Linked DNA regions of Homo sapiens: region 2 is linked to region 1. The links are chromatin contacts, found by Hi-C or POLR2A ChIA-PET in ENCODE. All regions are on one chromosome and are shown on one strand. The core of a region is the stretch at or near the end of the contact, and the rest is flanking DNA. Distances in the headings are between cores, read along the strand shown. Region 1 holds the start of LINC01778 (long intergenic non-protein coding RNA 1778). Region 2 overlaps PUM1 (pumilio RNA binding family member 1).

The links. Hi-C counts contacts between places; a loop is a spot of excess contacts on that map. ChIA-PET counts read pairs that join two places held with the same protein, here RNA polymerase II (POLR2A). Pooled maps may share reads with other maps.
Region 2: a loop to region 1 is called in a pooled map, with 3 times the contacts of the local background. The contact joins the enhancer-like site here to the promoter of LINC01778 in region 1. A Hi-C loop is called at or near these places in 3 of 168 maps with a recorded cell type or tissue (DLD1, ascending aorta and chondrocyte) and 12 of 50 pooled maps. POLR2A ChIA-PET finds 5 or more read pairs at or near these places in 9 of 52 experiments (BJ, H1, HCT116 and 6 more).

What each region holds. Positions count from the first base shown.
Region 1 is chr1:30,821,826-30,828,405 of GRCh38, forward strand. LINC01778 (long intergenic non-protein coding RNA 1778) reads left to right here and starts at 2,827. Exons shown (of 3, transcript NR_146732.1): 1 at 2,827-3,003; 2 at 4,306-4,369. RefSeq lists an enhancer at 2,052-2,554.
Region 2 is chr1:30,925,447-30,932,026 of GRCh38, forward strand. It overlaps PUM1 (pumilio RNA binding family member 1), which reads right to left. Exons shown (of 22, transcript NM_001020658.2): 22 at 6,060-6,580. Among named protein-coding and RNA genes, the nearest start is that of SNORD103A, 7.0 kb to the right of the region's middle. Within about 2 kb of position 3,710, at least 4 of the 41 ENCODE cell types and tissues checked have a DNase peak (open chromatin) inside an H3K27ac peak, as active enhancers do.

The DNA.
Region 1 (6,580 bases), core at 1,577-4,076:
CAGAGCCTGGGCCCGGCTCATCTAATGCTCTCATCTTGGAGGAGCTGAGGGATGAACAGGAAAGGAAGGTGGTCCTGCAGGAGCTGCAACAGTGTTCTTGCCTGCTTTGGGACTGGCATGGCCTCTGATGGCTCCTGGAGAAAAGACTCCAAGTTGGGAGCTGGCAGGAATTAGAAGAGGGGCATGAATGCCCAGGCTTAGAGCAAGAACTTATGAGCTCCTGCTCAGACAAAAACCTTGGCCCAGCTCCTTCTGGCCTCCACGTACCCTCACCCCTTCTCTACCCCCAGGCAGGCAGCTTTCCTATCTAAAAGGGCAATTACTCCAAGCAACCAGGAAGGCCAGAACCAGGGGACAAATTTCCCAACATGACTCTGGTCTGGACTTTAACCTTCAAATGACAGTCTATTCACAATCCTTGTGTCTGTTCACAATGTTAACATGTAAATGTGAACATAGTCAATAACCACAATTTTTGTTACCCTGTTAGGGCACATCTCTTTTTTTAACCATATCCAGAGGCCTTAAAAAACAGAAGTGGTCCAGGTCACTCTCCACCTCTGACAGGCTCTGCTGAGAGATCAGGGGACAGTGGCCCAGAGAGGAATGACTTGCCCGAGGTCACACAGCAAGCCAGTGTCAGAATCCACAAAAACCCAGGACTTCTGACTCCTACCCAGGTCTCCTTGGGGTTCAAAAAGACCCCCTCACCAGAGAAACCTGCTCGTAAATGTCCCAGTTCTTTCTTTTTCCTTTATTTATTTATTTATTTATTTTTTTTTTTTGGGACGGAGTCTCGCCCTGTCGCGCAGGCTGGAGTGCGGTGGCGCGATCTCGGCTCACTGCAAGCTCCACCTCCCGGGTTCACGCCATTCCCCTGCCTCAGCCTCCCGAGTAGCTGGGACTACAGGCGCCTGCCACCACCCCAGCTAATTTTTTGTATTTTTAGTAGAGACGGGGTTTCACCGTGTTAGCCAGGACGGTCTCGATCTCCTGACCTCGTGATCCACCTGCCTCGGCCTCCCAGAGTGCTGGGATTACAGGTGTGAGCCACTGCGCCTGGCCATGTCCCAGTTCTTAAGCAGCTCATGTCTACTTACAGCGTCAGCCACCACCTTTATGCAGGCCACCCCAGCCCAGACCTCTCCCACCCAGCCCCACCCAGAGGTCTCACAAGCATCTCAGATGCTGAGGCTCCAACTCTGAACTAACCACCTTTCCCTTGAAATCTACCCCACCCGTATTCCCTCTCCCCCAACCTTTAGTTGCTCAAGCCAGAAACATAGGTGTTACCCCAAGCAGATTCCTCTCCATCACCCCCACAACCTCCAGTAAACCAGTAGGGCCCATCACTTCTACCTGTCCTTTACCTTTCTTGAACCCATCCCTTTTCCTCTCCCTTCCACCACCACATGAAGACGACCTCATCATTTCAGCCCTCATCCATCAGAACCTCTCCCCTTCAGTTCACGCTTTTCTTCGACAAGTGTGTGAACACTCACTGTGGGCCTGGCACTCTACCCTGGGCTGGGGTGCAGCATTGAGCAAGACAGCCAAGATTCTGTCACCGGCATGACTGCACGAAAACCACTTTGACCACACTTCTCCCTTGCTCTGATCCCTGGGTGGCTGCAAACTGCCCCTGAGTTCAAGTGCAAACTCCCTCATGCAGGTATTCACATTCCTGGACCTTCCAACCACCCCTGATCCTTCCAGATGGGTCTGTCATTGTGCCCTGCCCAGGCTGATCCAAACAAGCTTTTGGCCATCCTCCCAAACACCAGCTCAAAGACCCCCTCCTCCACAAAGCTTCCCTGCCTGAGTCAAGCACCCCACCTGGCAGGGTGAGTTTTGCCTTCTTCTGGAATCCCATTGAAACCCAGGATTTGTGTGCCTGCCTCCCAGACTGGGCTGTGATTCCAGGCGCTCAGGGGACTGAGCCATCGCCAAGCCCAGAACCTGGCACTGATGGGCATCAATGTGTTGTGTTGATGGATGGACAGACAGAGGGGTGGGTAGAGCAAAGTCCAACTGCCCTTTTCATTCACTCGGCCCAGTGCCTATGCCTTTGTAGTTTTCTGGAAGTCCCTCCAGCTGTCTAACCTCCCCTGCTGGCATTATGGAAGCTCATGCCCAATTGTTCTCTAAATCTGTCCCCTTCCCTTCCCCAAAGCCCAGACCGTCCTGCCTTTCCCTTGACTGGGCAACAAGTCAACAAGAACAAAGGTCTGGTGAGGCCAACCAGGGAAAGGCCAGCCCGGGCCTCTCGGGATCTCAAGCCCTCGGCCTGTGTGTGTGCCAGAGCTTCCCACAGACTCGGGAAGAAGGTGCCGGAGGCTTGCCGGGCGGCCTTGCGGTTTGAAGCAGTGAGTCACCTTCTGGCTGCAAGTCAAGGAACTCTCACTGCGCCCTTGTTTGGACAAGACGAGGAGGCGCACTCAGAGTCAGAGACCCCGGGGCAGAGACAGGGGCAAGAAGAAGGGGCCACCGAGACCCCAAGAGAGTCAGGGAGACAGACGCACCAAACGACCGACACAACCAGGGACAGGTACGGCACGCAGAGAGAGAGGAGAAGGACAGAGGTAGCCAGCCCAGAACTGAGAGGGAGAGCGGGGAGCGCAGGGAGAGGAATCGCGCCGCCGGTGTAGACAGCTGGGCTCCCTGCGCATGCTCTGTCCTCCCCCTCGCGGCTCCCACCGCAGGCCCGGACCCAGAAGTGGACAAAAATGGAGCCAATGGGCTTCCAGACCGGGACATTACCTCACCAGCACCGGCTGCCATTGGCCGGCGCCCCCGCCGGGGCGGGCTGTTGCTATGACAGCCCAGGCCGGCGTTGCAGAGGGATGTTCGGAGGAAGCTCCGGGCGGGAGAGCCGCGTCCACTCCTCTTTCCAGACTATGATGGGGCCCAGGGACCCCTCCCCTCCGACTGAGCCCCATAGACCCCCTACTCAGGCCAGAAGGGGAAAGCTGAGCTCCTGCTGGCCCAGGCATCAGAATTCCTGTAAAGACGCCCATTCGGCCCTCTCCCTCAACCTGGCCCACAGTCCCTTGCCAAGACCACCCCGCCCCCACAACCTGGAACCACACACTCATCCATACACCCTGCAAACAGCAATGAGCACCCTCCAGCATCCAGGTGCACCTGGGCTCTGCAGACGCAAAGATGAGTCCACCTCCACCCCTGCCCTCACAAAGCCCCCCACCCCCACAGTCTGATCAAGCAAGCAGTCCAGGAGAAAATGGCAAGGCAGTGTGTTAAGGATTAAAATAGAGGGAGCACGGAGGTTGTGGGAACACAGAGGAGGGGTCCCTATCCAACCTACCGAATCAGGAGGACTGCTGGGAGAAAGGGATACAGAGCCAGGACCTGAAAGAGCCAGATGAGGAACGGTGGGGAAGGGATTCTCAGCAGAGGGGACAGCCTGCGCAAAGACTGGAGGCAGTAAAAAGCAAGGAACACTCGAGGCACTATGGCAGGAAATTAGATGGTGGGGTTCGGGGTGTTGGAGAGGAGGAGGAGTTTAAAGTAAAGCTGAAAGGGGAAGCAGGAACAAGATCCCAAAGGGCTTGAATGTCGTGCTAAGGGATCTTGGACCACATTCTCAGGCAGTTGGGGGATGGAAGGGGAGAGGGCTATGATTAGGTTTGCATTTTAGGAAGATCTCCACTCTTGCAGCTGTGTGGAGGATGGGCTGGAGGGGACTAGGAGACCAGTCATTGCAGGGACTGGGGAAAGTCAGGGCAGGGGGGACTAAGGCTACCCGAGCTGGAGTAGAGATGGAGAGACCCAAACTCAGGAGGAGGTGTAAAGGACGTGGAGCCATAGTTCAGGTGACTGAGGAGATGGCACCAACTCACCTGGGAGGCTCTGAGGGCTTCTCTGGCAGCCAGATAGGATCACCGCTCTCCTTCCATATGATATTTGTGTCAGCTTGTGTATGCAACTTTCGTTTCAAGAATCATGCTGCATTGAAAAGATGTCTATCTCTTTTCACATCTCCCCACCCTCTACACACACACACACACACACACACACACACACACACACAGAGGCTGTGATTCACCTCCGTTCCCAGCACTCAACACAGAGCTTCATCCCAAGTACGCTTCCACAAATCCAAACCCCCATCAGCCCCCTCCCCATTACCCTTACCCCAGCCTCCACCCACCCCTCCCAGCCTCTGCACTTCCTTTCCAACCTCCATGCACCTGCTTCCCATCTCTTTAGTCATGTCGTAGCCACCACCTAGGAGCTGGGACTGCCCCCCTGCTCACCATGTCTGCCCTTCCTATCACCCCTCAGCAGGGAGGAAAAGTTGCCTATCTGTTGGGTCAGATTTCTGAAGACTGATGAGGCCCATTTTCTGGTAAGCGGGGTCATTACAGTGCAATCATTGGGTTGTTATGAGAATTAAATAAGGTTTGTTGCCTGGCACATGTAACTATCCAATCAATCAGCTATAGTAATGGCATTATTATGGGTGTTAGAGGAGGATGGAGAGGGCTGGTGAGGACTCCAGTGTGGCATAGCCCTGCTTTGGGATACCGGTGTTTGCTTCACTCATTACAGAGTGGTGTCTTGACTTCTCATTTGTCACACGTACTTGTTATTCACTCTCTCGAGGAAAAACATGAAACAAAGTAGATGGTGGGACAAGAGTCCTGGGTTTTTATTTTTATTATTATTATTATTATTTTTGAGACAGAGTCTCACTCTTGTCACCCAGGCTGGAGTGAAATGACATGATCTCAGCTCACTGAAACTTCTGCCTCCCAGGTTCAAGCAATTCTCCTGCCTCAGCCTCGCGAGTAGCTGGGATTACAGGTAGGTGCCACCAAGCCCGGCTAATTTTTGTATTTTTAGTAGAGATGGGGTTTTGCCATGTTGGCCAGGCTGGTCTCAAACTCCTGACCTCAAGTGAACCACCTGCCTCGGCCTCCCAGAGTGCTGGGATTACAGGCATCAGCCACCATGCCCAGCTGAGTCCTGGATTTTTGTCATAATACCACATGAATACCGTCAAACTCTCACGGAAATCCCTGATGCAGTGGTTACAGATGTCCTCTCCCAATGAATCAAGACAGGACAATTGAGTGGCTTCTTAAATGTCAAAAGAATCAACTCAGATCTTCCAATTAAGGAACCTTCAGGATGTCAGAGCTGGCAATGCCCTTAGAATCCTCTTATTCAACCTTTGGTTTGACATATGAGGAAACTGAGGGCCAGAGAAGGCAAGTGACTGCTCAGAGTCACACAGTTGGGTTGACCAGCAGAACCAGAGTCTTTTTAGGCACCCAGTTTCCCCCTCACTGCACTTTCCCAAATCCGGTCTGTCTTGCAACTGAACAGTGACTAGAACCTCCTCTAGCCAGGGCACATGTAGGCCCTTCACATACTGTTACATTAAACATTCACGACAGCCCTGCAGGATGGCTATTGTTAATCCTATCTGAAAGGTCCAGAGAGAGAAAGTATCTCCTCCAAGACCACACAGTGTTACTGAATTGAACCCAGGCCTGTCAGGTTCCAAGGCCCATGTTCTTGGCATAGCAATGTGTTGACTCTAGGACTGCTCAGGTGGTTTATTTAGAACTTGTGGGCATCAGAGTGATTTGCCAATATAATCACTAAAAGAAGAGGTGAATCTGCTACTTGATGAAAACAAAAGAGGGCCTAGAATCTTCTGCACATCAGTGCTTCATGTACCTGCCCTGTTGTGTGGAAGCGCTCCTCTAAAAGCAGTAGGAGTCAAAGGGTTATGCCCCATCTGAGGGTATAGAAGAGAACCAGCTAGGCTTGGGCATATTTTCTGAGTGAGGCACCACCACCCAAGTTCTCTGAGTAGAGGGTCCTCGGAAGGAGACACAGGAGAGTGTGTTTTTATTTTTATTTTTATTTTGAGATGGATTCTCATTCTGCTGCCCAGGCTGGAGTGCAATGGCATGATCTTGGCTCACTGCAACCTCCACTCCCAGGTTCAAGCGATTCTCCTGCCTCAGCCTCCCAAGTAGATGGGATTACCAGTGTCTGCCACAATGCCCAGCTAATTTTTTGTATTTTTAGTAGAGACACGGTTTCACCATGTTGGCCAGGCTGGTCTTGAACTCCTGACCTCAAGTGATCTACCCACCTCCGCCTCCTAAAGTGTTGGGATTACAGGCTAGAGTATGTTTTAATGAGGTCTCTGCATGAGTATGGATCTTGAAGTGATCATAGGTTCAGGATCTCTTGCAGAAAGGGCCAAGTGGGTGATATCTATAAGGACAAATCAACTGCATTAACTTCATTGTCACTGGAGGCTCCCACAGCACAGTGCCCTACAGCCTTTTCCAGCCTTTGATGGAGGAAGGGCAGTGTCCCTCAGCACTGGAAGAGATGCCATCCTTTATAGCAAAAAAATGGATTGTTCTACATCTTCAAGAGGTTCTATTTCTAGCTCTAGAAAACACTATGACTGTTGATCAGCAAAAAATTTTGCTGTATCTGGCTCTGGAAATATCTCTGTCCTTGGCTCTGGAAAATGTTCCAGAGACATTTATAGTCCCACAACATTGTTGGCTCTAGGGAAAACTCCATG
Region 2 (6,580 bases), core at 2,460-4,959, 100 kb after region 1:
TCTCGACTCACTGCAACCTCTGCCTCCCGGGTTCAAGTGATTCTCCTGTCTCAGCCTCCTGAGTAGCTGGGATTACAGGTGCCTGCCACCATGCCCGGCTAACTTTTGTATTTTTTGGTAGAGATGGGGTTTCACCATGTTGGCCAGGCTGGTCTTGAACTTCTGACCTCAGGTGATCCGCCCACCTCAGCCTCCCAAAGTTCTAGGATTACAGCGCACCGCACCTGGCCTACTTAATATAATTTTAAAGTTTCAAGTTTTCACAAAGATTTTGGAAACTTTTCAAGCAGACATCTTGTAACATTTAAAAACCTACTTGTCACCTCAGGTTACTTATCTTGTTAATAAATTTTGTAACAGAGATAACATGAGTTTAACTAGCAAAGCTAAGTAGAATATGAATATCCATTAAGAATATCCATTTTTACTAAATCACCAATATTCTTTTTTTTTTTTTTTTTTTTTTTTGAGACAGGATCTCCCTCTGTTGCCCAGCCTTGAGTGCAGTAGGTGGGTTTACAGCTCACTGCAGTCTTGACCTCCCGGGCTCAAGCCATCCTCCCACCTCAGCCTCCCAAGTGCTAGAACTACAGGCTTGCACCACTATGCCTAGCTCATTTTTGTATTTTTTGTACAGACAAAGTTTCCCTATGTTGCCCAGGCTGGCCTTGAACTCCTGGACTCAAGCAATCCTCCCACCTCAGCCTCCCAAAGTGCTGGGATTACAGGTGTGAGCCACCATGCCTAGCTTAATATTCTTATTAAAGATTATTCAAGTCATATAAACTTGAAAAGCATTTGAATTAGTTGCTTTCTTTTCTGAGAAAATAATTTATGTGAGCACTTATTTTTCTCTAGGTCAATTAAGTATTAAGAGCTCTTTTAATATTTTCTTTTAGTAGGGAAAAAGATAATTATAAATTATTTCTGGCCAGGTGTGGTGGCTTGCACCTGTAATCCTGGCACTTTGAGAGGTTGAAGTTGTTGGATTACCTGAGGTCAGGAGTTTGAGACCAGCCTGTCCAACATGGTGAAACCCCGTCTCTACTAAAAATACAAAAATTAGCCAGGTGTGGTGGTGCATGCCTGTAATCCCAGCACTTTGGGAGCCTGAGTTAGGAGAATTGCTGGAACCCAGGAGGCAGAAGGCTGCAGTGAGCTGAGATCTCATCACTGCACTCCAGCACTGGGCGACAGAGACAGACTCCATCTCAAAAACAACAAACAAACAAAAAACAAAACAAAACAAACAAAAAACATAGAGAAACCCTGTCTCTACTAGGAATAAAAAAATTATCCAGGTGTGGTGGCACATGTCTGTAATCCCAGCTACTCAGGAGGCTGAGGCATGAGAATTGCTTGAGCCTGGGAGGTGGAGGTTGCAGTAAGCCAAGATTTGTACCACTGCATTCAGCCTGGGTGACAGAGTGAGACTCATATATATATATATACACACACACACACACACACACACATATATATATACATATATATGTGTATATATATATACACACACATATATACGTATATATGTGTATATATATACACACACATATATACGTATATATATGTATATATATTATTTCTAATAATACCATCTGGAGATAGAACAGTATTACATTTAAATAACATAGACATACATAGGCCAGGTGCATTGGCTCACGCTTGTAATCCCAGAAATTTGGGAGGCTGAGGCAGGTGGATCATTTGAGGTCAGGAATTTGAGACCAGCCTGGCCAACATAGAAACCCTGTTTCTACTAAAAATACAAAAATTAGCCGGGCATGGTGGCACATGCCTGTAATCCCAGCTACTCAGGAGGCTGAAGCAGGAGAATCGCTTGAACCCAGCAGGCAGGTGGAGGTTGCAGTGAGCTGAGATCGTGCCACTGCACTCCAGCCTGGGCGGCAGAGAGAGACTCAGTCTCAAAAAATTAATTAATTTAATTAATTACAAAATGAATAACATAGACATACATAAACATACAGACAGACACAAACAGAGATTCATGGCTTCTGTTCTGAAATTTGAGCCATGCGTCAGTCACAATAATATAAAACTCCCTAACTGGATCCAAATTGTGTTCTTGACAGTTAAAGTTACCTGTTCAGATGGCTAAAGGCTTTCATTAATGTTTTTGGAAAAGACATTCAGGATTCTTTCATCTGCCACTTTTCTAAAAACTTTTTTTTTTTATTCTGATGAGTCATTCTTCGAAGTTTGCATTTTAAAGATTTAAACATTTCTAAGGCAGAAAGCCTGTTAGGTTTTCACCAAAAAGGAGTCTTGGAGCATATTTACTTAGTATTGGGAGTCAATCTTGTTGAGACTGTGGATTAAGTTTTAGGTAAGTGACAGGGGAGAAATCCAATTTTTTTCCAATTAGTCTCAGGCGGTTGCTTTTATAATAGCCAAGTTGTGTGCAAGACCAAGATTTGCATTTAGTTGTTGCAGATACTCCTGGCTCATTTGAAGATCTTTTAAAGGAAGATAGTGTCCAGAATATTCAAGCATTCAGATGGAAAAAGACAAAAGATCAAACAGCCATGCAGATTCAAAATAATTTTTTTTTCTTTTTTTGAGATGGAGTCTTGCTCTGTCACCCAGGCTGGAATGCAGTGGCACGATCTCGGCTCACTGCAGCCTCCACCTCCCGGGTTCAAGTAATTCTTGTGCCTCAGCCTCCTGAGTAGCTGGGATTACAGGCGCCTACCACCACGCCCAGCTAATTTTTGCATTTTTTTTAGTAGAGATGAGGTTTCATCATGTTGGCCAGGCTGGATTTGAACGCCTGACCTCAGGTGATCCGCCCGCTTCGGCTTTCCAAAGTGCTGGGATTACAGGCATGAGCTACCACGCCAGCCTCAAAATAATTTTTATGAGTGTGTTGTAAAGATTTCTTTAGACAGGCTTTTTTTTTTTAAGTCATTCTGTCTTTGGGAAGCTTCCGTGTACCATCGAACAATGCATCTCATTGTTTCTTAAGTACTCAGGATCATCTTTTTTTAATGTACCCATAGATGAATAATTTCATCTAGAGTAAAACTTCCCTATTGTGGCCACTAGAATTGTAAGTTATCTTCCTGAGGCACATCCATTTCACTAGAATGGCACAGGTTCTGAATCTTCAGGTTCTAAACATAAAGTTAGCTGGAGCTCCAGACAGAGGAGTTTCAGACTCCCCAGATTCTGATGAACACACAATGCCCTGTCCTTCTAAATATGTGCTTACTTGAGGCCTCCAACTGGACCCTGTTCATTTCTTGTCAAATACCCACTTCAACCTCCAGATCCCAATCTGGATTCCAGTCTGGAAGTCCGTATACTAGACTGGACCTAGTCCAGCTCCTGTCAAACACCCAGTTTCACCCTAGTGAAAATTGCAAGGGCCCCAACATAGCAAGGAAAAATTGGAGGTAATGATAACTCCTATTTATGGCTTACTGTGTTCCCAGCCCTGTGTGTGCCAAGGGCTTCCAATATACCCTGTGAAATAAAGCTATTATTAACTCCATTTTACAGCTGAGGAAAGAGAGGAAGGCAGATGACTTACAAAGGTCACAAAGGGCCAGGCAGAGCTGGGATTTGAAGCTCAGTCATTAAAATAGACTCGGAGGTGTGCGTTGTTTGAAAGCTTGCTGCAAAAGCCAGGATGTGGCCCCAGAAAGAGGCACCAGGGTTGCATTAACAGAGGCAAGGGGCTGCCTGTGTGATGTGTCTTCCTGTGTGATCTCACACTAGCCCTGTGAGAGTGACAGGCCTGGTCTACCACTCCAGGTGATGGCTGGAGAAACCACGGTCCAGAGAAGTCAGTGATTTGCCAGAGATTACATAGTCAAAGGCAAAGCTGAGGTTCATGAGCCAGGTCAGTGACCATACCCTCTCACCCCACACTCACCATACCCTGACACCCTGTGTGTGTTAGGGCCTAGTGCTATGCACTGCAGACGCTGGAGGAAGCAGGAGGAGAGGGAGTGAAGAAGGGAGAAAGCTTAGTTTCAGGGCAGATGCCAGACCTCTGGTCTCTGGGTGGGATTCCTGACTACACTCCTGAGCCCTTCAATCCAGGGGAAAGCCATCCCAACCCTGACCTTGAACCCTTAGGCCTCCATAATACTCGCTTTAGGTGGCAGCACCCTCGTGTGGCTACAGATGGTAACTACATAAAGTTACAGGTTTCCTCCCTCAAAAGGATGCCTCACTCCCCAGGGCCTCACCCTTCTGCAATCCCTCTGAGCCTCAAAAAGAGAAGATGGCCATTCATGGGGCTAATGGCGGGTGGCAAGGGCAGGATGACATGGACAGGGCACTGGGCTGGGAGTCAGGAACCCTCAGATAAAATCCTCACTTGGTTACTGACTGCGGGGCTTAAGTCTCAAACTCCTCATCTGTATAAAGGGCTGAAACATCTCTCCCTGACTCCCTAAAGCTTTCTACAAGGACCAATGGTATCTCAAATACAAAGTACTCTGTAAACTGTAAAGCACTGTGAGAGGGTAAGGGTTATTACATAAACTGAGGAATGCACATTGGAGGGACTCTGGAAGAGAGACCAAGAATGCCGGTACCCAGTGTGTGACGACAGCCCGGGCCATAGAATCCTTGGGACGGACTTGGTAGCAGAGTAATGGTGGTCAGAAGAGGGGGTGGCCCAGAGCCCAGGCCACTCCATGAAACCCAATCCTGCAGATGGAGGGGTCTGCCCCCATGCCCACCCCCTCGCATGATGAACTAAGGGGAAAGCTTTATTGATCAGAGTTGGTCTATCAAAAGACTTGCATCAGATCCTAGGACCTATTTCCACATCTATGAGATAGGGACAGCCGCATTCTTCACAGGGCTGTTGGTTCCCAGAACAGTTGTTGAGAACATGTGAAAACCATCTCATGTGTGACTTGACGCAGAGTCGGTTCACAACAAATGACATTATTATGTAAACTAATGAACAAAGATAGTTTTGTTCATCAAAAACTGTGCAGGGAAACTGGTATCATTTATTACACCAGTGTGCTGGACACAATTTAATTGCCATAATTTCCCATGACATGACAAGAGAGCCACTTTACATAGATCTGTTACCTTTGGTCCACTTCCAGCAAGGAATTTGGTGAAAGATGAGGTGAACTAACTTGCCCAAGTGCACACAGAGTGGCGAGACCCACATGTGACCCCAGGTCAATCTGACTGGAATCATGCTATCAGAGCAGCATGGACTGCAGTTCCCAATGCCCGCAGCATGCCACCTCTGCAAGCGCCATGATGGCTACTGCAGTGGGGAATGCTGGGAAAGGGCCCCAACGACAGCTGCTGAGGCAAAATCACATGCTGGACTGGAAACCTGCATCCCCTCAGCTTCCTTTTCTTCTCCCCCTATTCCCAGGGCCTGTTAGTGATTAGCCCTTCCCCTTGAGGGGCCCATGTGAAGTTCCTTCAACCATCCTGACGCTCCACTTCCAGACACCAGCTGGTGTGGGCTTCCACCTGGCCTCTCTGGCTGGACCCAGCCTGTAACTGCCAACACTTACCAAATCTGCCCCTGGAGCAAAGTCGGTGAAGAAGGGCAGATGGCATCCTCAGGCTAGGGCCACGGGCACAATTGTGAGCTCCAGCCTCCTGTGTTACAAGCTAAAAGAGGCTCCCCAGTCTGAAGAGATGAGCATGCTCAGACATTGGACTGCTTGGCAGGCCTCAGTAGTGGGCACAGGTTGGCAGGGAGCAAATGGAGCAGCCCAAACAGAGGAAACGCGGAGGAGGAGAGGCCCAGACAGACGGTGCTGTAACCCAGACAGCTCATCTCAGGGGCCCAAGGAGAATATTCTGATGTGCAGAGTTGGAAATCTGGATTTGTATGTGCAGTATCTTGATTCTGAATGCACTGGGCAGGCTGAACCAAACATCTTTGGTTTAAATTGGGCTCAAAGAGCCATTAGTTTGGCACCTCTCCTCCCACCCTCACAAAACAACAAAACAAGCAGAAAGAAGCATGAGCAGGAAAGGGCTGTCCTGGGGAACTACACTGGGGGTGGGGTGGGGGGAGAGGTTAAAATAAAGCACAAACCCAGATTCCAAAGTTCTGTATTTTTCAAAATAAAGATCACACATTGTTTAGAGACAATCTACACAAGAGTTACAAAAAATAGTTGCCCAGGCATAAGCATACACAGGTTTGTTAATTATACACATATGGTTACAAGTGTGCTTGCAAAAAAGTTCATTGGAAATATACACAAGGCTCTGGAAATGTACACCGTGTAGTGTTACAATTCTATATTCAAACAAGGAAAATTGACAGTATGTTACATTCACTTACAAGTAGACAAAATGCAAAATACAGTTCATCTTCTGTACAAAAGGGAAGGGCGATTCACACTTTACAAGGTGAGAGGGGCTCTGATTGTAAGGAAAGCTCGGGCAAGGCTAGACTTTTGCACGTCCTTTTGACTGTCACAAAATCAAAACATTACTTTTTTAGGATTAAAAAAACACTAGTGAGAACTCAATCTTGAATAACATTTAGAAAGAATCTCGCTATACTTGAGACTAGATGACAAATAAAACCAAGCTATTTTTTTCTTTTTAA